Regions from separate parts of the Homo sapiens genome. Here region 2 is linked to region 1. Evidence: chromatin loops called from intact Hi-C (ENCODE). Cell type or tissue: PC-3. All regions are shown on one strand. Links, peaks and the distances in the headings refer to the core of each region. The heading gives the core; the rest is flanking DNA.

What was found. Hi-C counts contacts between places; a loop is a spot of excess contacts. Peaks named below come from ENCODE experiments on the same cell type or tissue, not always from the same donor. Only the 100,000 strongest peaks of a DNase experiment are listed, where the experiment ranks them.
Region 2: it touches region 1 in a loop (2.6-fold over the local background); 2 of 110 quality-filtered maps call a loop at or near these places.

The regions. Positions count from the first base shown.
Region 1 is chr7:22,446,041-22,457,611 of GRCh38, reverse strand. All of the region lies in intron 4 of STEAP1B (STEAP family member 1B), which reads left to right. Among named protein-coding and RNA genes, the nearest start is that of STEAP1B, 48 kb to the left of the region's middle. RefSeq lists enhancers at 9,467-9,536, 9,547-9,596. In PC-3, for the core only: CTCF peaks have their summits at 4,998 and 5,200 (motif pointing right); no DNase peak of the experiment used is centred there; H3K4me3 peaks cover 806 bases.
Region 2 is chr7:22,232,285-22,243,855 of GRCh38, reverse strand. The region is part of intron 7 of RAPGEF5 (Rap guanine nucleotide exchange factor 5); the gene reads left to right. Among named protein-coding and RNA genes, the nearest start is that of RAPGEF5, 120 kb to the left of the region's middle. RefSeq lists an enhancer at 1,140-1,640. In PC-3, for the core only: no CTCF peak of the experiment used is centred there; a DNase peak (open chromatin) is centred at 4,765; H3K27ac peaks cover 1,200 bases.

The DNA of each region.
Region 1 (11,571 bases), core at 1,156-9,155:
CTTACAGTGCATATCATAGAACTGTAGAATTTTAAAGGTGAGGCTGACCCACTAGTGAAGCCACTTACCTCAGGAACAAATTTCCTAGTGTGCAGTTATGCTTGGTAGGCAGCTGCTCTCCTAGCCTTGGCACTAAAGGCCCTCCATTTCTCAACCTTAACCTTTTAATTACTACAATGGCTTCACCACAGTGTGTGGCACTCTCAGGGTGCAATTGGGCCACAATTGGCTAATTGTAACAATTATAGCGAAAAAGGAATACAGTTGGCTCATTGTGGCATTTTACTCAGGGTAATCACCTTTTCTGCTTCCTAATTCCTAATTTATTTTTTCTACCCCCAATTAAAAATCAGAACTCCCTTTTACAGCTTTTCTGTTTACAGTGAAAGACAATTAAGTCCTCAGTACCAGAAGCCTAAATCTACCCTGAGATCTAATGCTCACTTTGCAGCACCCAGATCTCTAATTGGTGGATCCTCTGGATTTATCCCAGGACATTTAGAGACTCGGCCTTTTGTTAACACAGACTTCAGGGTTAATGTTTGGAAGACGCTGTCCAGCTTCACATTGCTGTAGAGCAGACATTCTTGATGTTTGTCATGCATCAGAACCACCCAGGATACTTAAAAAAAAAAAAAATATATATATATATATATATAGCTGCCTATCCCACCCCCATTCTGAATCAGGTGGTCTGCGGTGCAGCCAGGGTGAATCTTACACGCAGCTGGGCTTGGCGAGTTCCGCTAAGGGGTTCCTAGATTGGCTGCTACCCTCTGCTTTGCTCTCTCTCCTAGCTAGCCATCCCTGTGGCACTACATCCGATTCCTTCTGTTCCCTTCTTGGCCTAAACCAGACTCTCTTTTCTTCCTCTCTATCAGTTTTCATCTCGAAAGGATTGGCTGGGGGTTCTAATTTCCCTTTTTTCATGACTCAAGGAGTCAGACATTTCTTTCAGATTCACATCTTTCCCCTTATCTATCATCAACACCAACATCCATTCAAAATGGGCATAAGTAAAAATTCCGTTTGTGTCTCAACTCACATCTGAAATAGATGATTACTGTGACTAAATTGAGATATTCAAGGAACATTCACTGAGTACATAGGACACACCAGTTCCTGGGCTAGCCTTGGGGTTATAAAGATGAATAAGAATGGTTGGCTCCTGCTTTCAAGGAGCATAATGGTGAAAAGGAAAACAACCAATAATTATAAAGCACCATGACAGGGAAGGAGAGTTGCCACTGGAATGCTTAGAAGCAGCATTATCACACTGTTGGTTTTTAAGCACGATTTCTTCCTTGGAAACTGAGGAAGACAATCTGATTCTAACAGAAACTGCCATAATCAATCCAAACCATGGATCTTTTCCTCATTTTCAGAAATCTTTGCAGTAATTGAACTGGTGGAGTAAAAGGAGAAGAAATATTTTAAATGGATTAGGAAGATTTTTTTTTTTTTTGAGATGGAGTCTCGCTCTGTTGCCCAGGCCGGAGGGCAGTGGCGCAATCTCAGCTCACTGCAAGCTCTGCCTCCTGGGTTCACGCCATTCTCCTGCCTCAGCCTCACGAGTAGCTGGGACTACAGGCGCTCACCACCAGGCCCAGCTAATTTTTGGTATTTTTAGTAGAGATGGGGTTTCACCGTGTTAGCCAGGATGGTCTTGATCTCCTGACCTCATGATCTGCCCTCCTCGGCCTCCCAAAGTGCTGGGATTACAGGCGTGAGCCACTGTGCCCGGCCAGGAAGATTCTTGAAATACTCGAAATACTCGTTTGCCTTTTTAGGCAAGTGCACAGATGAATTCCAAAAGATTATTTTATTCCAGTTATATAAGCATATCACCATGACTTGGTGACCATTGATATGTGAGAAATAGCACATTGGAAGACACAGTATTTTGATCTTCTGCCTCTGTGAATGTATTTGTTAAGGTAGCATAGGCAAACCACGTGTTGGGAAAAGTTATTTGCAATATATGCATCTGATAAAGGACTGAAATTCAGAATATATAAAACTACAATAAGAAAAAGACAACTTAATAAAAAACGGGGAGTGGACTTTAACGAGTTTGCTAAAGAGGGTATCCAAATATCTAACAAGTATATGAAAAGCTGCTCAACATCTTTACTCATTAAGGAAAATGCTAAATAAAATCACAATGAAATGCCACTTCATACTCACCAGAATGTCTAAAATTAGAAAAACTGACAATATCAAGTATTGGCAAGCATATGAAGCAACTGGAATTCTACATTATTTGTGAGATTGTAAATTGGTGCAACTCTTTGGAAAACTGGCAAAATCCATTAACGCTAAATTTGTAACAACTCTGACCCAGCAGTTCCTCTTCTGTGTGCATACCTGTGCCAGATCCTGATTTATGGTCTCTCAACAATGACTTGACCCTTTCTGACTGCTCTGTGAGCCTTTAAAATATTTTTAAGGCTGGGCACGGTGGCTCACGCCTGTAATCCCAGCACTTTGGGAGGCCGAGGCAGGTGGATCACGAAGTGAAGAGATCGAGACCATCCTGGCCAATGTGGTGAAACCTCATCTCTACTAAAAATACAAAAAGGGTAGCTGGGTGTGGTGGCGAGCACCTGTAGTCCCAGCTACTCGAGAGGCTGAGGCAGAAGAATCACTTGAACCCGGGAGGCGGAGGTTACAGTGAGCTGAGATTGCACCAGTGCACTCCAGCCTGGGTGACACAGCGAGACTCTGTCTCAAAAAAAAAAAAAAATATATATATATATATACATATATATATATATATATATAATATTTTCTTTGCCAGTTGGTACTGAAGCTTGGTCAGGTGAGGTTGCTGATGAGACATTGCAGGAGAAGAGTTTTGCTTCCTGGTTCCGCTGTGCTTACTCCCCAGGCTCCTGCAAGGTGCTCCTCTAGCATCCAGCTCCTGCAGCACCTGCAGCCTCGGCCGTGCACAGCTCCTAAAATACACATGGCTTCTCCAGCAACTGCAGCATGTGCAGCCTCTCCAGCAGCCAGCTCCTGTAGCACTTGGGGCTTCTCCAGTTCTCAGCTCCTGCAGTGCATGGCAGCCAGCAGCATCCAGTGGCTTATAGCTTCTCTGGGTTACTCTTTCAGTCAGTTTTGTAGTAAGTGTCTCAGGTACAACAATGCCCTCTGAAGAGCTGTCTCTGGCACCCTAGATGATGAATTTCCAGAAACTTCCAGAGGGCTATTCCAGAAGATTCCACCAGTACAGCACTATAGTGACTTCTCTATTATTCGGCGAACAATGGCTATGCACTCTCCAATAAGATCTTTGCAGTAATTGAACTGGCGGAGTAAAAGGAGAACAAATATTTTAAATGGATTAGGCCTGAGGCAGGGGTTGGAGGTGGGTCTTTCTTGAGAGTTCTCTCTCATCCCTAGGGCTGGTAATTGCTCCTTATCTCTGTTCTTCCTGCATTCTTTAGCTTTCTCTTTCTTACTAGCCAATCCCTTGTTATTCCTGTTATAAACATTTGTTATATTAAACTTTTCCTATTCAAGTTATTACATAGTTTTGCTCTTCTGATTGGACTGATACAATACCCAAGAAAAATGTATGTGTCCACCAAAAGACATGTCCAAGAATGTTCATAGAATCTTTATTCATAATAGCCCCAAACTAGAAACTACCCAAATGTCCATCAACAGCAGAATGGATACATTGCTGTATATTCATACAGTGGAATACTACTCAGCAATACAAAGGATGGAACTACTTGTTGATAAATCTCATAGACAGTATTAGGTGAAAGAAGCCAGATACAAAAGGGTATATACTGTAAGACTTCATGTATACAAAGAGATACAATTTGAGAAGAGATATAACAACTCTATGTCAATGGACGTCAGAATAGTGGTTACATCTAGGGACAGGGATGTATATTGACTAAGAAGGGACACAAGGGATCTTTTTGGATTATTTGATGTTGTGTTTTGATCAAAGGTTGTTACATAGGTATATATTTATGCAAAAAGGTCATCAATTTGTGTATTTTATATTATGTCCTAATTTTAGAACTAAAACTTCAGAAAGTAACATAAATTAAAAGTCACAGAAAAGAGCTTCAGGTACAGAGCTGTGTAGACTAGAGCTGCCCTAACAGATTCCCTTGGTCCTTTCCATCTCAACGACATGAATATGGTACTTTACAACCTCCCTGAGGCCAATGACTGCAAAGGGGTCTCTGTAGAGTTCAGGGGGAAATGCTGAGGGAGGCAGTAAGAAACTGAGTGATTTTTCTCATGCACATAGCACAGTTGGTGCTGGAAATGGAAATGCCTCAGCCTTCTACCCTAAGCCAGTGTACTTTCTGCACATCATGAGACCTTTCAGAAGGCTTCTTTCTAAAGATGGTTGAGATGGGTAATGGAGTGTTTTATAGACTATGGCAGAGAGTTTCATACGAGGAAAGCCAACAGAATGATTTTTGAAATAAAATCCTGTCGCAGTTGGTTGGCACTGACACGAATTTTTTAAAATAATGTCTTCCTGACTGCAGTGAGAAAGACTGCAGGGGAGTTGGTGGAAGGGGGAACATGTGCCAATCTGGGGGCTGTATGAAATTGTTTCACTTCAAAACAGAGCAGAAATATGAGAAATCAAAATAGTTTATCCCCTGTTCCCTGCCTTCCTACTCTTCTTGGGCAGGATTCAAAGGAGAAAAAGCTCAGCAAAAAAGCAATCTCCAGGGACTGGTATTGGGATTAGCAACTGCCAGGAAGACAAATAATTCTCACCTTAGAAATCCTGGTTGTTCTTCCTGAACACGTGAGAAAACGGGCTCCCTGTGCTTGCATAGAAAAGTGAAGATTTCTCGAGCTTGGGGTAAGATTCTCAGCCCTGGGCATCACTGCAAGGGAACCATGTAGTTCCTGCTTACTCTGCAGTTTTTACCCCGAGACTGAAGGAGTTCGCTCAGGACCCAGCCTATCAATCTATTGATTTGGGGAGAGGAGAGAGTAAAAGTCATTTATCCTTTCTCTGTAATCCTTTAACTGTACTTTTCTCTTGACGTTTGTTCCAGTTGTTAATTTATTGCCTTGCAGCTCCAAACCGTCCTTTTTGTCTTGCTTTGTGATCCTGAAGCTAGAATCTGCACATTACCGCATTACCGGCTCTTCTTTGACCGGCGGGTTTGGGTTTGGTGTATGGCGCGGGGAGGGGGGGGATTGTCTGCCAATAGAGGGCGCTGCAGGGAGCCTGCAAAGCTGAAAGGAAGGGAGGGGTCACTTTCTTTCCGTTTCTCACACAAATATGAGCAAATTGGAGTGTGGAGGGTCTCAGGAGCGTTCATTTCAGTGGTGACAGTTCTCAGGGTGCTGTGACGAGCACCCTCTGGCAGCCTGTTTCTTCTTTCCTGCAGTAGCCACGCCCTCGCTTCCAGAGTCTTTCCTTACTTACCTTTCCCTCAGTCAAGGGTGGTAGCAGCCTTCTGTAATTTCTACCTCAATTATATCTTAAACTTTTCCTTTATGCTTTTTAGGAGTTAATCATCCTTTGTCTGGTTATCAGTTCTTTATACTGGATTTCCCCTGTTTAAATTACTAATGAATCCCAGTGAAGAAAAGCCTGGGACCCAATGGCTTCACTGCTGAATTCTACCAAACATTTAAAGAACCACTAATACCAATCCTACTCAAACTAATGCAAAAAATAGAGAAGGAGTGTACTTCCAAACTCGTTCTAAGAGGCCAGTATTACTCTGATACTAAAACCAGACAAAGATACATTTTTAAAAAACCACAAAACACTACAGGCCAATACCTATGAATATTGCTGCAAAAATCCTCAACAAAATAATAGCAAACCAAATTCAACAATATATTAGAAAAATCATTTGTCATGACCAAGTGGGATTTATCCCTGGGATGCAAGGATTGTTCAACATACACAAATCAATCAATATGATACATCAACAGAATGAAGGATAAAAACCATATCATTTCAATTGATGCTGAAAAATTATTTGATAAAATTCAACATGCCTTCACGATAAAAGTCCTCAAAATACTGGAGATAAAATATACCTCAACATAAAAAAAGCCACGTGACAGACCAACAGCTATATTATATTAAATGGGGAAAAACAAAACCTTTTCTCTAAGATCTGGAACATGACAAGGATGCCCACTTTCATCACTGTTATTCAACGTCATACTGGAAGTCCTAGCTAGAGCAATCGGATAAAGAAAGGGCATCCAAATTGGAAAGACAAAAGTCAAACTATCCTTGTTTGCAGATGATGTGATCTTTTATTTGGAAAAACCTAAAGACTTCACAAAAAAAAAACTATTAAAACTGATAAATTCAGTAAAGCTGTAGGATACAAAATCAACATACAAAATGCCAACAATGAACAATCTGAAAAAGTAATTTTCTTTTCTTTTTTTTTTTTGAGACAGAATCTCTGTCGCCCATGCTGGAGTACAGTGACGCAATCTCAGCTCACTGCAATCTCTGCCTCCTGGGTTTAAACAATTCTTGTGCCTCAGCCTCCTGAGTAGCTGGGATTACAGGTATGTGCCACCACACCTGGCTAATTTTTTTGCATTTGTAGTGGAGACAAGGTTTCACCATGTTAGCCAGGCTGGTCTTGAACTCCTGACCTCAGGTGATCTGCCTACCTTGGCCTCCCAAAGTGCTGGGATTGCAAGCATGAGCCACTGTGCCGGGCCCCCATTTTCAGTAGTCACAAAATTAAATATCTAGGAATTAACCAAAGAAGTGAAAGATCTTTATAATGAAAACTGTAAAACACTGATGAAAGAAATTGAGGAGGACACCCCAAAATAGAAAAATATTCAATGTTCATGGATAGGAATAATCAATATTGTTAAAATGTCCATACTACCCAAAGCAGTGTACAGATTTAATTTAATCTCTATCAAAATACCAATGACATTCTTCACAGAAATAGAAATAAACTAAAATTTATATGGAACCACAAAAGACCCATGGCCAAAGCCATCCTAAGCAAAAAAAAAAAAACAAAACTACAGGAATCACATTACCTAAGTAACCAAAAGAGCATGGTACTTGCATAAAAACAGACACATAGTCCAGTGAAACAGAATAGAGAACCCAGAAACAAATTCAGACACCTACAGTGAACTTATTTTCAACAAGGGTGCCAAGAACATATACTGGGAAAAAGTCAGTCTCTTCAATAAATGGTGCTAAGAAAACTGGATATCCATATGCAGAAGAATGAAACTAGACCCCTATCTCTCACCATATACAAAACTCAAATCAAAATGGATTAGACATTTAAATCTAAGATCCCAAGTATGAAACTACTACAAAGAAACATTGAAGAAACTCTCCAGGACATTGGTCTGGGCAAAAGTTTCTTGAGTAATACTCCACAAGCACTTGAGTGATACTCCACAAGCACTTGAGTAATACTCCACAAGCACAGGCAACCAAAGCAAAAATGGACAAATAGGATCACATCAAGTTAAAAAGCTTCTGTACTGCAAAGGACACAACAAAAAGACAACCCACAGAATGGGAGAAAATATTTGCAAGTTACCTATCTGACAAGGGGTTAATATCAGAATATAAAAGGAGCTCAAACAACTCTATAGGAAAAAAATCTAATCCAATTTTCAAATGGGCAAAAGATCTGAATAGACATTTCTCAAAAGACGCACAAATGGCAGACAGGCATATGAAAAGGTGCTCGACATCACTGATCATCAGAGAAATGCAAATCGAAACTACAATGAGATGTCATCTCACCCCAGTTAAAATGGCTTATATCCAAAAGACAGGCAATAACAAATGCTGGCAAAGATACGGAGAAAAGCAAACCCTTGTACCCTGTTGGTGGGAATGTAAATTAGTACAACCACTATGAAGAACAGTTTGGAGATTCCTCAAAAAACTAAAAACAGAGCTACCATAGGATCCAGCAATCCCACTGCTGGGTATATACCCAAAAGAAAGGAAATTACTATATCAAAGAGAGATATCTGCACTGTCATGTTTTTTGAAGCACTGTTCACAATAGCCAAGATTTTGGAAGCAACCTATGAGTCCATCAACAGATGAATGGATAAAATGTGGTACTTACATACAATGGAGTACTATTCAGCCATAGTAAAGGATAAGATCCTGTCATTTCCAACAGCATGAATGTAACTGGAGATCATTATATTAAATGAAATAAGCCAGTCACAGAAAGATAAACATTGCATGTTCTCACTTATTTGTGGGATCTGAAAATCAAAACAATTGAACTCATGGAGATAGAGTGTAGAAGGATGGTTACCAGAGGCTGGGAAGGGTAGTGTTTGGGATGGAGATCAGGGGGTGGGGATGGTTAATGGGTACAATAAAAATAGAAAGAATGAATAAGACCTACTATTTGATAATACAACAGGGTGACTATAGTCAATAATAATTTAATCATACATTTAAAAAATCTGAAAGAGTGTAATCGGATTGTTTGTAACACAAAGGATAAATGCTTGGGATGGGTACCCCATTCTCCATTATGTGATTATCACATGTTGCATACCTATATCAAAACATCTCATGTACTCCATAAATACATACACCTACTATATACCCCTAAATTAAAAACTTAAAAAATTAAAAAAATTACAAATGGTACTTGTCTCTTACCTTACCTAGTCCCTACCAGATACAATGCTTGGCATGTCTAACTTGCTCTTGCTTGCTTGTTCGTGTGTCCCATGGCCCCTCAAGGACCTTCTGTGCTTTTGGCTCCCAGGGAAGCAGCCTTCCAGCTGGGATATGCTAGATTGGGTGTATCTCAGAGAATTAATTTCCATATCCCAGACTTCCACATGTACTCTTTCCTAATAAGATTGGCCTCAGAACATGCCTGCAGGGAGATATCATGAGAAACATTCTTTTTTCCCATCTTGCTTTCTGTGTTCAAAAAAAAAGTATACCTCTCCTGATTTTATGCTGCATTGTCTAAAGTTGTCATATTTATGTTGTTCTGAATAATTTCTTCATAATTTTAATGATAAGCCAATCCAGAAGAAAAATTTTAACATCTAAAGTCTTAAGATTATAGCAAATTAAAAAAATTAATTTGACTAATATTATTACTACACAGAATTATAATAGAATGATAACATATTTTTAAGCGTGAGGTCCCTTAAAAATGAGGTAATATTGGGGAAATGAAATGGAAATATGAGTTCAAGGAAAAAAGTTCTATTAAAAGATCATTCATGTATTTTAAAATTTTAGATGATAAATATATCATTTCTATCTATATTCCTTTGGATAATGGAAAAATATAATTGGTATCTATATTCCTTTGGCCATATAGAAATGCATTCATTAACATTTTGTTGTAAAGTGTCAATATTGACTACGTGCCATAATTACATCTTTGCAACTATTTTAACACGGGAAGGGAAACTTGAAGTCTCATCTGAAAAAGGTTCAAGAGGATATGTAGGTTTCTAAAATTGTTTTAGGAGATATGAGAGTAAACAATGTTGCCTCGCTATGATAAACCATAGATGAATAATGACTAGATGAATGAATAAGCAAACCAGCAACTGAAAGCAAGAAATCCCTTCTAGGGTAAATACAACTGAAAGCAAGAAATCCCTTCTAGGGTAAATGAAACCAATATGGGTTGCATGACGTTTATCCAATGCCTTCATGTCTTTGCATCTCAATTGCTCATCTGTAAAAAGGAGATGGTGATAACTGTTTGTGAGCCTTAGATGAGGTCATGCATGTAAATGTGCTTTGCACCTGGCAGGTCCTCAGTAAGTGTTTGCCGAAGTACTAGGTGGCAATGCAATTTGGGTATATCCATCTCTTCCTGTCCTAAGGGATGCTGGTCAGTGTACCAGAAGTAAAACAAATTGGCTTCTATGGCTGCACACCAGGACAGGTCTTGATTACATGAAGGACCTTACTAAACACCCTTCCATCCTAACAAAAATATGTGGAGCATTTGACCATTGCACAGGGATGAGTTCCCACTTTACTCCCACAAATGTGATTTGTGTCAGCTTTGCCCTACAAATGATGTGTTTGTGGACATTCCATCTTTGGAATCTATTAAAACAGTCATTGTCAAGTATTTATTTAGAGTCAATAGAACTACTATGTATTATATAAAATATAAAACACAGGCAGCATGCTTCATGCCAAAGTGGTTACTGAATCTACTCTTTTATAAATATACAATATTGACTGATCTTCCAACCAACTGAATTACAAGCTGACCAGTACACACACAAGAAGTCATTTCTTTATAACAGTTGATGACAGGCCTCTGTCACCAAACTGTATTGGAAGTTGGCCTGGCATTTAATAAGCAATGGTGACCAATTAAGGAAGTGAAATGCTTGTGCAAAGTGCCTAATATAATAAGGTTTTTGCCCATTACTGAGACATCAGTGATGTCCCAGAAGAGAAAGTGACTCTGGTTACAAAGTGGAACCAGGCCATGCTAAATTAGAGCTGCTTCTATACTAAGGCTACCAGTCATCTTTAACATCAAGAGTGCTCACTGAGCTCTTCAGACATTTACCCTAAAACAAGAGATGAATTTTAAAATGAGTCTTTTGATGCTCTCTGGAGAGCAAACCCTTAAGCTATATTCCTATAAAAATTAAGAATCTCATTCCAGACCCCAATTAAACTAAAAAATATTGTAGAGAGAGACAGAAAAATCAAGTTTCTACAATGTGCCAGCCACTGGCTAAGTGTTTTCCCAGATACTGTCTCATTACTCTTCACAGCACCATTGTGGGGTGGGCAGCATTCCTTCCATTTCACAGATGAAAATACTGAGGTTCAGGGAGGGTTCAACTTGGGACCAGGCTTGAGTCGTTTACCTGAAACAAAACCCACATTCTTTCCCCTTCACCTTATTAACTCTAATCTTGGCTGAAAAAAGTGAGTGCTCAGAAAAATAAGGGTTATAGAAGTGAGATTAGCATTCATATTCCAATGGAAGTGTCCATCAGAGTGGTTCTAAATCTTGGCTACGCATTGGAATTGCCAGTATTCCAGGGTTTGCACAACTTGCTTGTAAGAAATCTTAGGGCAGTGTTTATCAACCTATAGCAGGCTTCAGAACCACCTGGAGGTTTGTTAAAACAGATTTTTGGGCCCTGTCCCCAAAGTTCCCGATTCTGTCTTTCTGGGGTTGGCCTAAGAATCTGTATTTCTAACAAATTTCCTGTGGCTCCAGGTTGGGGACCTCACTTTGTGAACCACTGGCATAGGGCATTGTCTTGCAAAGCGCAGTCCTGTCCCAGAGTATCCAGGTTGGAATTAGGGACTCAAATGCAGGTTCTTGGCCCTGGCCCAAATCTATAGGATCAGATCTCAGAGGGTAGGGACCGGGGATCTGCCTCATAAACAAGTGTTCCAGATGATTCTTTCACTTGCAGAAGCATGAGAACTGTCATCCAATGGGTCTTTGAACTCCTTCATCTCATATACAGCCCAGCTTTTAAATACTGTCACATTTTGAACGACAACTGCACAGCAGAACTGCATTTACAGTTGACCATTAGCTGCTGCTGTGACTTGCT
Region 2 (11,571 bases), core at 1,307-9,306, 210 kb after region 1:
ACAGCACGGTGACTATAGTTAATAATAATGTAGTATCTATTTCAAAATTACTAAAAGAATAGATTCTCAATGTTTTCACTGTAAAAAAATGATAAGTATGGAAGGTGATGGATATGTTAGTTTGATATGATCACTTGACAATGTATACATAGTCATTCTAAAATCATTCCACAATGTATGCATACATCAAAGCATCCTATTGTATCCCATAAATATATACAACTCTTATTTGTCAATTAAAAATTAAAACTTAAGAAATAGATTGGGCTGATAACTAATGCTCTATCAGCATTTTTTTTTGGCTGAGCACAGTGGCTCATGCCTGTAATCCTAGCACTTTGGGAGGCCGAGACGGGTGGATCACCTGAGGTCAGGCGTTCAAGACCAGCCTGGCCAACATGGTGAAACCCCATCTCTATTAAAATACAAAAATTAGCTGGGCATGATGGTGGGTGCCTGTAATCCCAGCTACTCGGGAGGCTGATTTGGGACAATCACTTGAATCCGGGAGACAGTGGTTGCAGTGAGCTGAGATCGCACCACTGTACTCCAGCCTGGGTGGCTGAGTCAGACTCTGTCTCAAGAACAAAACAAAAACAAACAAACAAAAAAAACTTTTTTATCCCCAAATATATTTTGGCTTAGTTTCGTTATTTGACAGTCTTATGAGATTGCTTTCTTTTGTGAGCCGTAAGTACTTACATTGATATTCAAAAATGGTAATATAGAGGCTTTCAGAATTATTAACTGCACTGAAATGTAGAGGGGAAATGCTATGTTCTTTATTTTTGACAGTGGCTCTGTGGTCCTTACAAGTTGCTACCCACTGTCACTGAGCAATATTGTAGTTGTTTCTGATTTGAACTCTTGTTTCTTTCTTTCTTTCTTTCTTTTTTTTTTTTTTTTTTGAGACGGAGTTTCACTCTTGTTGCCTAGGTTGGAGTGCAATGGCGTGATCTTGGCTCACCGCAACCTCTGCCTCCTGGATTCAAGTGATTCTCCTGCAAGTGATTCTCCTGCCTCAGCCTCCCAAATAGCAACCATGCCCGGCCAGTTTTGTAGTTTTAGTAGAGATGGAGTTTCTCCATGTTGGTCAGGCTGGTCTCGAACTCCTGTCCTCAGGTGATCCGCCTGCCTCGGCCTCCCAAAGTGCTAGGATTACAGGCGTGAGCCACCGCGCCCAGCAATTTGAACTCTTTTCATAATGAAAAGTCTGTTTAAGATGTAGCTGCTTCCTGGGGCTGGTTTCAGTCCCCACTTTTGGATCGCTCATTCCCTGGCATGCAGGGATTGTTGGAGCCACATGGACCATGCCAGTCACTCTGCCCTAGTGAATTCGAGTGGTGACCAGGGGCCCTTCTCAGCTGGGTCAGGGTCTCTAGGCCTTTCTGGCTGCCCCACCCCATATTGGCAGAACTTAAACCCTATGGCCTCCCTGCCACATGCTCCATCCAGACCTTTGCCTTTTGTAAGGGGAGGCTCCATAGCAAGTCCCTATCCCCAGGGCATGTGGAAACTGCTAAGTGCTAGGAACCTTCCCATCCTGGGAAAGAAGAGCTACTCAGGAAAAATAGCTGCTGACTTGCTGTGACTCTGCTGACTTCCAGAGGTGCTGGGGGCAGACTTTGGGGCAGTCTTCTCTGTGTGCCAAGACTGATCTGTGTGCAAACCAGCACCCCTGCCCACAGTTTACCCTCGGCCATCTCTCTGGCCTCACCCTCTCAGACCTAGCCCAGCCAAGGGAGATCAGGCCCATAGCTTTTTACCTGCCCTTTCTGTTGCCTTGTCACCCTTCTTCCCACAGTCTACTTGATGCAATATGGGGACAGCCTTGAACTTTTCCAACCTGTCACTTCCTGACTTCCTCCTTTAGGGGAGGAGCCTGCAACTTAGCATCGCAGGAGAGAAGGTCAAGATCTGGGACTTAAAGAGTTGGTTCATGATATGCAAAGAAAGGTAACAGAATCTCTACAGATTCTGCCATTTCAAGTCTGTTGTCTTGCCACAAAGTTCTGCTTTGGGTGTTGGAATATAAATATTAATGACTTTGTTTTTATATTCCTTATCTTCCACTCTACCCCAGTGGCAGGTGGGTCTGACGAGGAAAACCATCCCATCCACAGATAACAATGCAAAAAAGCATATCACCATGTTTTGTATAATAATATAAAGTCACTAACATTGATTAAGTAGTTTAAATCCATCCCTCCTTCCACACATCCATCCCATAGGTTTTTATCATCTCCCGTTTACAAGTAATGAAATTGAAACTTGGTGAGTTGATGTAATTTCACAAACAATTGTACAAGAAGTATTGTAGGAATAATGCTTTATTTTTCCCTAATGTATAATAAAAGGAAGTTCCTTTAAATTCTAGCAGGATAGGTTTTGATGGGGGTTAAGGCAAATTTTCCAGTCTTATTTCCTGGACTTATCTTGGACTGCCCCTGCCCCCTCTATTTATTTAGTGGCTCATTTGGTGTCACTGCTTGTATTTGCAAACACAAGGACACCTGGGGAATTCTTGGTGGCTCCACTGTATGTTTTAAAATTCCACTGTAATGTCTACTGGGAAGATTTGGCAGTAAAATTACTGACAATTCAGAAACAAAAAAACTTAATGAGCATAATATAAGTGGCAAAAAGTTGCAATAAATGTTTTAAAATGTAGATGTCTGCAATAAACTTTAGTTAACAAGAATGTCCTTTAGACCTGACCTGTTGAGTTTTCTGGTTTACAATCCCCATGGCAGCATCAAGTAGCTGTGAAAAGCAAATCAAAAGACTCAGGTTCAGTCCTGGCTTAGCCACTTGGCATGACTTAGTGACTTCTAGAGGCTCATTTTCTTATTCTGGACAATGGAGCTAATGGCACATGCTTCTGGGGCTTGTTGGAGGGGCTAAATGAGATGGCCTAAAGCACACAGAGCTTTGTACTGACACATAGGTAGGCTCAGAGTTGTTTTTCTTTTGCTGGCTGAAATAAATCTTTTACAATTTAATTTCTGAGAGAAATTGTGTAGAGTATTGGAGTACACTAGGATCTTTTTAAGTGAATGAACATTTTGCAATATCTAGGAATCGTTGCTGCTCAATATTTTACTGTGTGATGATAGCAGATTGACCTGAATCTGTATTGTCACTAGAACACAACATTGAAAGGCACAAAAAAAAAGTAAAGCTGGCTAGTCATGGTGGCTCACTCCTGTAATCCCAGCACTTTGAGAGGCTGAGGCAGGCGGATCACTTGAGGTCAGGAGTCCAAGACCAGCCTGGCCAACATGGTGAAACCCTGTCTCTACTAAAAATACAAAAAATTAGCCGAGCATGGTGGTGGGCACCTGTAATCCCAGCTACTTGGGAGGCTGAGGCAGGAGAATGGCTTGAACCCGGGAGGTGGAGGTTACAGTGAGCCGAGATGGCGCCACTGCATGCCAGCCTGCGTGATAGAGCAAGATTCTGTCTCAAAAAACAAACAACCGAAAAAAGTAAAGCCTTTCTGCCTCTCGAGAAAAATATTGAAAAAAAAAAAACCCAAACCTGTTGCTAAGGTTAACTTGATTTTTGTTTATCAAGGTTTTATTTTAGTTGGATAATACACAAGCCACCTTTGCATTAAAAGAAAACTTTTTTTTTTTTTTTTTTTGAGGTGGAGTCTTGCTCTGATGCCCAGGGTGGAGTGCAGTGGCGTGATTTTGGCTCACTGCAACCTCTGCTTCCCAGGTTCAAGTGATTCTCCTGCCTCAGCTTCCTGAGTAGCTGGGATTATAGGCACTCGCCACCACTCCTGGCTAATTTTTTGTATTTTTAGTAGAGACGGGGTTTTGCCATGTTGGGCAGGCTGGTCTCGAACTCTTGACCTCAGGTGATCCGCCCGCCTCGGCCTCCCAAAGTGCTGGGATTACAGGCATGAGCCACCACACCCGGCCAAAAAAAAACCTTTTTTCCAGTACATTTCCTTATAAGAATGGCAATGAAACGGGCTACTGGTATCAATTACTGATTACCTCTGTATTACCCCAAGCCAGTGGGATAAGTATTTATGCTCTAATTAAAGGAACCGATATGAGATACCTTTTGCTCTAACGACATTATCATTGTTTTCTGTTGAATAACTTTTCCATTGAATGGACGTATATTAAATCTTAATCAAAAGAAAACACTGTAAAAACCTATTAAGAAGTAGAAGAGAAGCTTGGAGAGTCTTAGCTATTAAAAAAAAAAAGATGTAAGAGTTGAAATGGAGTCCTCTCTGCTGTAGGGCAGGGATAAATCATGCAATCAGTAAGGCAGCAGGGAGGGTGGAGCGAGGCCACCCAGAACTCTCTCAGTGGCTTGAGTTGCCCCTTGTCAAGTGTGCTGAGCATGGAGTATCTGATGGGGGAGATGGGAGCTTTTCAGCCACCTCTGCTTTCAGTCTCCCCACAGTAGATTTATTGGGCTGTCTGAGTGCTATGGCTTTCCCGAACATACAGCACACCTTTATTCAAACGTTAATAAAAATAATACATTTCTTTCATGTAGCAAACATTTATTATCTTTTTCTATAGAACCATGGGCTGGAAGGCCTAGGGAGGATTTGGGGGGAAGGCAATGGGTAGGAACACTTAAAATTGTGTAAGTCATTACGGCCTTAATGACATTGCTGCCAGTGACCACTCCTGCCTCCACTCTCCCAGCACAGGCCCACCTGGGCACATCTCCATAGCAGGGCCCTGGGAACTGAAAGGCAGCCAGCTTCCATTGCAATCCCAGCCCCATCCCTCACTGACTCATCAAACATCACTTCTTTAAACATCAGATTCCTTAGTTCTTAGTAGGAAATCTAAGTCAGTTCATGCTTATACTGTTTGAAATAAAGCTCCTGCTTTTTTTTGTTTGTTTTCAGCCTCATTTCTGTTCAATTTATTTTAGGCTATTTAATCTTTAAAACATATTGGTACAGATAGTGTCAGACCTGAGTGTACTTAACTGTCTCCTTTACTCACTTCCTGTATAATTCTGTGCAAACTATCTGACATCTCTCAGCCTCAGTTTTTCCATCTGTAAAGTGAGCATAATCTTGGAATCTGATTAAGGAGAGGACCAACCACACACCTGCCTTACAACATCACTGGTATAATGGATATATGCTCCCATTTAACTCATTTTTTAAATGAAGAATCATATAACTGTCAAATGTAAATGGATTCTGCTTTGGCCAAGGAAGTTGATCTCACTTACTGAAAAGTTATAAATACTCCTTGTTGAGCTTGTGTAATGACTGAGGTATTCTTTTTCAGTGAGCATAATGTCATTGCTCAAGGCCTAACAAGGCAACGCCACCAGCCTATAGACTAGTTGGCTTTGGTTGGTGAGTAGTGACATTTCTGAAACCAGATCACGCATGGGGTGTTGCTGGGTCTGGGCAATGTGATTTTATCCATGTATGTGCTTTACCTCTCTCCTTAGTGTGTTGGAAAAATTATGAGTGTCAGAAAATAAACACAACTACAATTTGTCAATTTACAATTTACAAAATAATTTTTAAAGTATCAGAAAAATTCCTAATTGAGATAATTCGAGAAAAGTGAATTGCTAAATTCCAAGAAATGGTATTCACCTTTTATTAATAGAAATTTGATTTTTCACTAGCCCTAATAAGTAAATGCTGAACAGATATTTAACAAATGTTGGCACAAAGAGGTATCAAATTATTAACCTGCCCTCAATGGCCACACGGCTCAGTGCAGTCTTGCCAGGACCTCTACCAGAGGTTTTCTAACATTTTCCAATTATGATCTACTTCCTGCTCCCATGTCAGATCCCAGGGGTTTCTTCAGTTTACGTTTGTTTATGCCAGCTCTCGACTGCATTTCTCCCCTTTTCTCATTTACCTATCAGAATCCGCATTTTCCTGGATGCCTTTCATGATGTTAACCCCCTCCCCACAAACTGCATTGACATTTTGCTCTATTTATATCTGTCTTATAATTATTACTGTCTGAATTGACTACCTTTGTTCAGTTCAGTAGACCATTACTTAGTACCTCTGTGTTCTAGAAATTATTCCAGGTGCTGGTATTACTGAAACATGAGGGGTTTAATCTAGGTCCTGCTGCTCACCACACAGAAAGCCAATCTCTGAGACGAGGATTATTGCCAAGGAAGAAGGCTTTAATTAGGTGCTGCAGCGGAGGAGTTGGGAGCTCAGTCTCAAATCCATTTCCCTGACCAACTAAAACTAGGGGCTAATATAGCAGGGAAGAAATGTAACAGGTATAAGAAAGCAGAAACTAGGGAGGGGAAAGGAAGCAATCAGGATGAATGAAGGGTCTGGCCTGTCATGTCTGGATGCAGTGATCTGGTAAGTTTCAATTCTTTTGATTTTTTTTTTTTTTTTTGAGAAGCCTAAAGGTTGTTTCCTGAGGAAAGAACTCAGATAAAACAAATATAAGTCTCAAGCTTTAAGACCAGAAGGGTCAATTTCTATGTTTATCCAAAAAAAAAAAAACAGCAACAACAACAACAAAAACTATCTATGGGACTATTGGGTCAGTTTCACTGGGAATATGAAAATATATACTCTGTCCTCTCGAAGAACTCATAATGTAGGTTAGCAAAGACAGATATTTGTGTTGCTGACTAAAAAATATCAAGTGTACAGAAAAAGAGCTTTGTTGGGCTAGGAGGAAGCACTCTTCATTTTGTCAGGGGCCATAGATGCAGAGAATGAGGACTCAGAAGACTCTTCATTAAGGAGCTGGTGTTTGGGCTGGGGAGCCCGGTGGACAAGAGTAATTTCACCTGGTGAAGGCAGGGACAAGGGCATTCCAGGTTAGAGACAAAGAAATGTACAAAGGAAGAGATGCAGCACCTGGGGAGAGGGTCCAAGACCTAATGGCCTGGCCTTTGAGGCCAGGTTGAGGGCTTCCACCTGAACATTGGCCAGTGTTCAATAGAGTGGGGATCACAGGTATCAGAGCTTTCAAACCTGCACATCCCTGAGCTAAGTCCCATGGCATCAGAGACACTGGGGATGGGGCTATGGAGCCTGAATTGGTATTTATCTCCGTGTGACCCTCATGTGCTCTAAGCAGGCATAGGCAGGATAGGGGGATGGCTTGATCAGACTTCCATTCTGGGGATGGAACTCCGGCAATTGTGTGGAGAATGGATGGAGGGAGAGGCCATGCCGTAGCAGCCTACATGAGATGTGACCATGGCAGAGAGGATGACAGGTGGAATCATTCCAGAGGTAGAAGTGACAGGATTTAGGGAGAGATTGAGGTGAAGGCTCAGGGGAAGGAGGACCATGAAGGTGCCTGAGATTTGTAGCTTCAGTACTTGGTGGTGATCTAAACTGAAATATCCCAGGAGCAGGAAGATGCTTGTGATTTCAGACCTTCGTGTCCTCACGCCGTATTAAATCAATTACTCTTTCTTGAGGTGCAGATTGTGCCACTACACCTATCACAGCAGCTTGTATGTAGCAGACATGTTACCATCTGTGAAATGAAAATATTCAACTCGTGACTGGAAATGTGGGCCTGGAACTCAGAGAAGTGGGCAGAAATGGAGACAGATTTGAGAATAAACTGTATTGCAGTGAAAGTTGAAACCCTAGTAACAGATAAGATCACCAAGGAAAGAGGCAAAGAGAGAAAAGAGAGCCTGGGGAAAGCTTGCATTTTTAGAAGATTTGAGGATGATAGGGACACAGAAAAGAGAGTTTTAAGTCAACAGTCTCAAGTTCAGCTGAACAGATTGGGGTTGAGAAAACACGCTGGAGCAGAGATGTAGTGGTCATTGGTCCACCTTCAAAGAGAAGTTCAATGGCACTGGATGGGCCAGGTTATAATACCATATGGAGTGGCTTTATGGTGAACACTGACCCCTACTTTTCTAATTTTAACACTAAAAAAATACAGTGATGAGGCAGAAATGTTACAATTACCTTTTTTCTTCCTTTTTAAAGAATGGAAAAGATTTGAGTATTTGGAAGCATTTATGATTATATATATTGATAGCAAAAATGAGTATAGTGTCTAAACATTTCTCACTGCAGGCTTGTTTCTGTGCCATCTCCCAGGGCTGAATGTGGTTGGAGTATTGTTGAAGGGCCTCCAAAAGTAAATATTGTGACCCCACTCCAGGATGGTACAAAAAATAGCTGATTATTTAGATAATGAAGAACTGGGCTCTGCCTCCTGTGGCCTGGAAACACTATGGTGTTTTCCTAACATTTTTATGTCCACAACCCACAGAACATGTAAAAGATTCCGACCTAGTACACCTCTCTTCCATACTTGTGAAAAATACTTTACTAGTTGCAAAACATTTTGATCTTTATTTTTCTATTCTTCCTATGATATTCTGTTCTATTTCATTAAGAGGGAAAAGAAACCCTGGTCAGGATCCATGTGAATGGATTTGCTGATGTGCAGTTTGACCAGCCCTGTTCTGTTCCATCCTTGACTGTAGCAGTGATGAACTGTCACCGACACGTACATTTTACATTTGAGGCCTAAGGCAGATTACTTCACCTCACTAGTCTCAGTTTCCTCATCTGTAAAATGGGGGTGATTTTATCTGCCCAGCATTTCAGGTTGAACATCAGATGAGACCCTTAATGAAAGAGTTTTCTCTCTGTAAAAATGCTACACAGGTGAAAGATTATATTACTGACAAAACTTTAGTTCTTGGCAGAGTACCCAATAAGTTATTTTTCTTAACTATTTGCTGATGTCTCACATTGAGGCTTGAAATGCTCAGTTTCTATCTGTAGTCATCTTTGGGGTTGGTTTGTAAGATTTTTTTAAAGAAATGGGTTGGTTGATTTTTAAATAATGGTCCTGATGAGAGTCAGCACACGACAGTCATTGTGTGTTTAATGTTTTCTTGTTAGTGGGGCTCTTACCTTTACAAAGTTGATCAGCAGAAATTAAATAACATCATTTAGAAAGGACATGAGTCCCCTTTGTGTTTAAGTATTATTATTATAATAGAGTTACTGACAGAGTTGTTTTTTGTTGTTGTTGTTTGTTTGTTTGTTTGCATTTTAGCACCCATCCTAGTAAGTCCTGGGGAGAGAAAACCTGTTTTGTCCCCAAGGCAACAAGAAAGCACTATCAAGTTAAGCCCCACAATCCTAGGAGGCTTTCAACACTCATTCACCTTGAATCCCTCTTGGCTAATTTACAAATAGATACATTTAAACTAGGTACCCTTAACGAATCTGTTAATTAATCCACATACATGCTTAGTTCTCCTGTGGGCACTAATGCTCACCACTCAAAGCATATGCTTTAGATCTTGCACTTGTATCTTTTGTTATGGTAAGTTATTTTCAAAGGCCATTACTTGCTTTTAGACTCTGTGTGTTGAGAGATAAGGAGATGGTTTGTGTTGGCAGAGAGTGAAGCTCCTAGCCTCCCTCGGTCCCAGAAGCTGTCATTCCTGTGTACGTGTTTCGCTGGAGGGAACTGTCCCAGAATCAATATTTGCATAGGAAATTTTCCCCAACCAACTCTTATTCTGATCAGATAAAAGAAAAATTGAACTCAAAAATCTAAATAACTCCTTCCTCCTTTTCCCACCACATGAGCCACACCACTGGAAGGCATAAAGAGAGAAATTGTGTTTTTATTTATTTTTTGACATTAATCTATGAACTAAAGGGTCAACAGAGTTCTCCCTTTTAGGGGACCATATATATTTTATGCATGCAACTTCATAGGATAATCATAAATCCTTGTCTAGGATAAATACACTTTTGCTCCCAAGATGCATTCTTGGAATTATAATTTTTCCTATTTCCAAGAAAATAATGTTATTTACGCTGTCTTCTCTTTGTCATTAGGGGGTTGAGGTTGAGTCCAGCAGAACTTTGAGAGTTTGTCCATTATGCAGATTTAGCTTACAGAGTTAGCTTTGCCAAGTCCCTTAACTTGCTTGTGTTTCTAATTCTCACCCTGTTAGTTTTGGCGTAATGCTAGGCAACCGATTTTGAGGTCTTTAAAGATGTGACAATAAACATAGCATTGTTGTTGGGGATAAGCTAGAAATAAATACAGGACTGACACTTTATCCTAGGTTTGCTTTTATGTTCATCTATTCCTCCTTTAGTTCTATTTCTATGTATTAAGAATTATTCCTAAAGCTTAAAATGTAGTGTGAGGCCAGGTGAGGTGGCTCATACCTGTAATTTCAGCATTTTGGGAGGCCGAGACGGGAGGATTGCTTGAGCCCAAGAAGTCCAGCATGCAGTGAGGCATGATCGTGCAACTGTACTCCAGCCTGGGTGACAGAGGGAGACCCTGCCTCTAAAAAAGTGTGTTAACTGTCAATCTGAAATTATTATTTAGTGTCCTGCATGTTCTATGTTCTAGTATAATAAGGTAAGAAAAAGAAATGCCTACACCCTACAGCATTGTTGTTTTAAAACCAAAAACATGAATTCAGTAGGCTAAAATATTCTGAAATTTAATTTTCTTCATTTTCATTGAAATTAGCACTTTAAAGAGCAAAAATTCAAATAAAGCACAAATGAAGTGCCAAAGTATGGTTGCTTTTTATGTGAAGTTATTTCACATTAGTATATGATCAGCTTGCCCTCCAAGAAAATTACTCTGCATTCCAGGATGAGGAAAGGCTTCTTCTGTTATTTCAGTTGGTTAAGTGGAGTTCCTTACTTCTATAGCCCATTGCATTTTTAAGTGGAATTTAGGATGTTATTCTATGTTTTATTTTTCCCTTTATAGTCTTGCCTCTAGTTTTTCAGAGAAAACACGCATGTTTTTCTTTGTTCTTAAGTTTCCTCCTAGCTGGGCAACAGTAGCAACAGGGAACCCCCTTTGAACAGGCATGAATGGAACTTTTCTCTGAAAAATAGAAGAAAAGCTTCTACCCTCTTCACCTCTTCCTACCTTGCCTTTAGATGCTCAGCTGGTCAGAGTTATCCTAGTTATCCAAAGCGTGAACAGAAGAATTTCTCTCTTTTCTTCTTTCATAAAGTTACAAAAGAAGTAGCTTATTATATAAGTAGGCATAGTCAAGCAGTGCAGTTTTGATCACTTGGGGATACATTGTTCATGCCAGTTAGCATTTGCAGAGCCCTACTGTATGCACAGCATTATAGGTAGGCTCCATGGTGGGCACCACACAGCAGGCATGAATGGCATACAAAAGCAAAAAGTACATGAAATGATATTTTAAAAAATACAGAGCAGAGAGCACAATATTTAAAAGTACACAGGCCAAGCGTGGTGGCTCACACCTTGTAATCCCAGCACTTTGGGAGGCCAAGGCAGGCAAATCACTTGAGGTCAGGAGTTTGAGACCAGCCTGGCCAACATGGTGAAACCCTGTCTCTATTAAAAATACAAAAATTATCTGGGCATGGTAGTGCACGCCTGTAATCCCAGCCACTCGGGAGGCTAAGTGAGGCAGGAGAATCGCTTGAACCCGGGAGGTGGAGGTTGCAGTGAGCCAAGATTGTGCCACTGCACTCCAGCCTGGGCAAAAAGAGTGAAGACTTCATCTCAAAAAAAAAAAAAAAAAGCACACAGAATAATGTAAACTGAATCAATA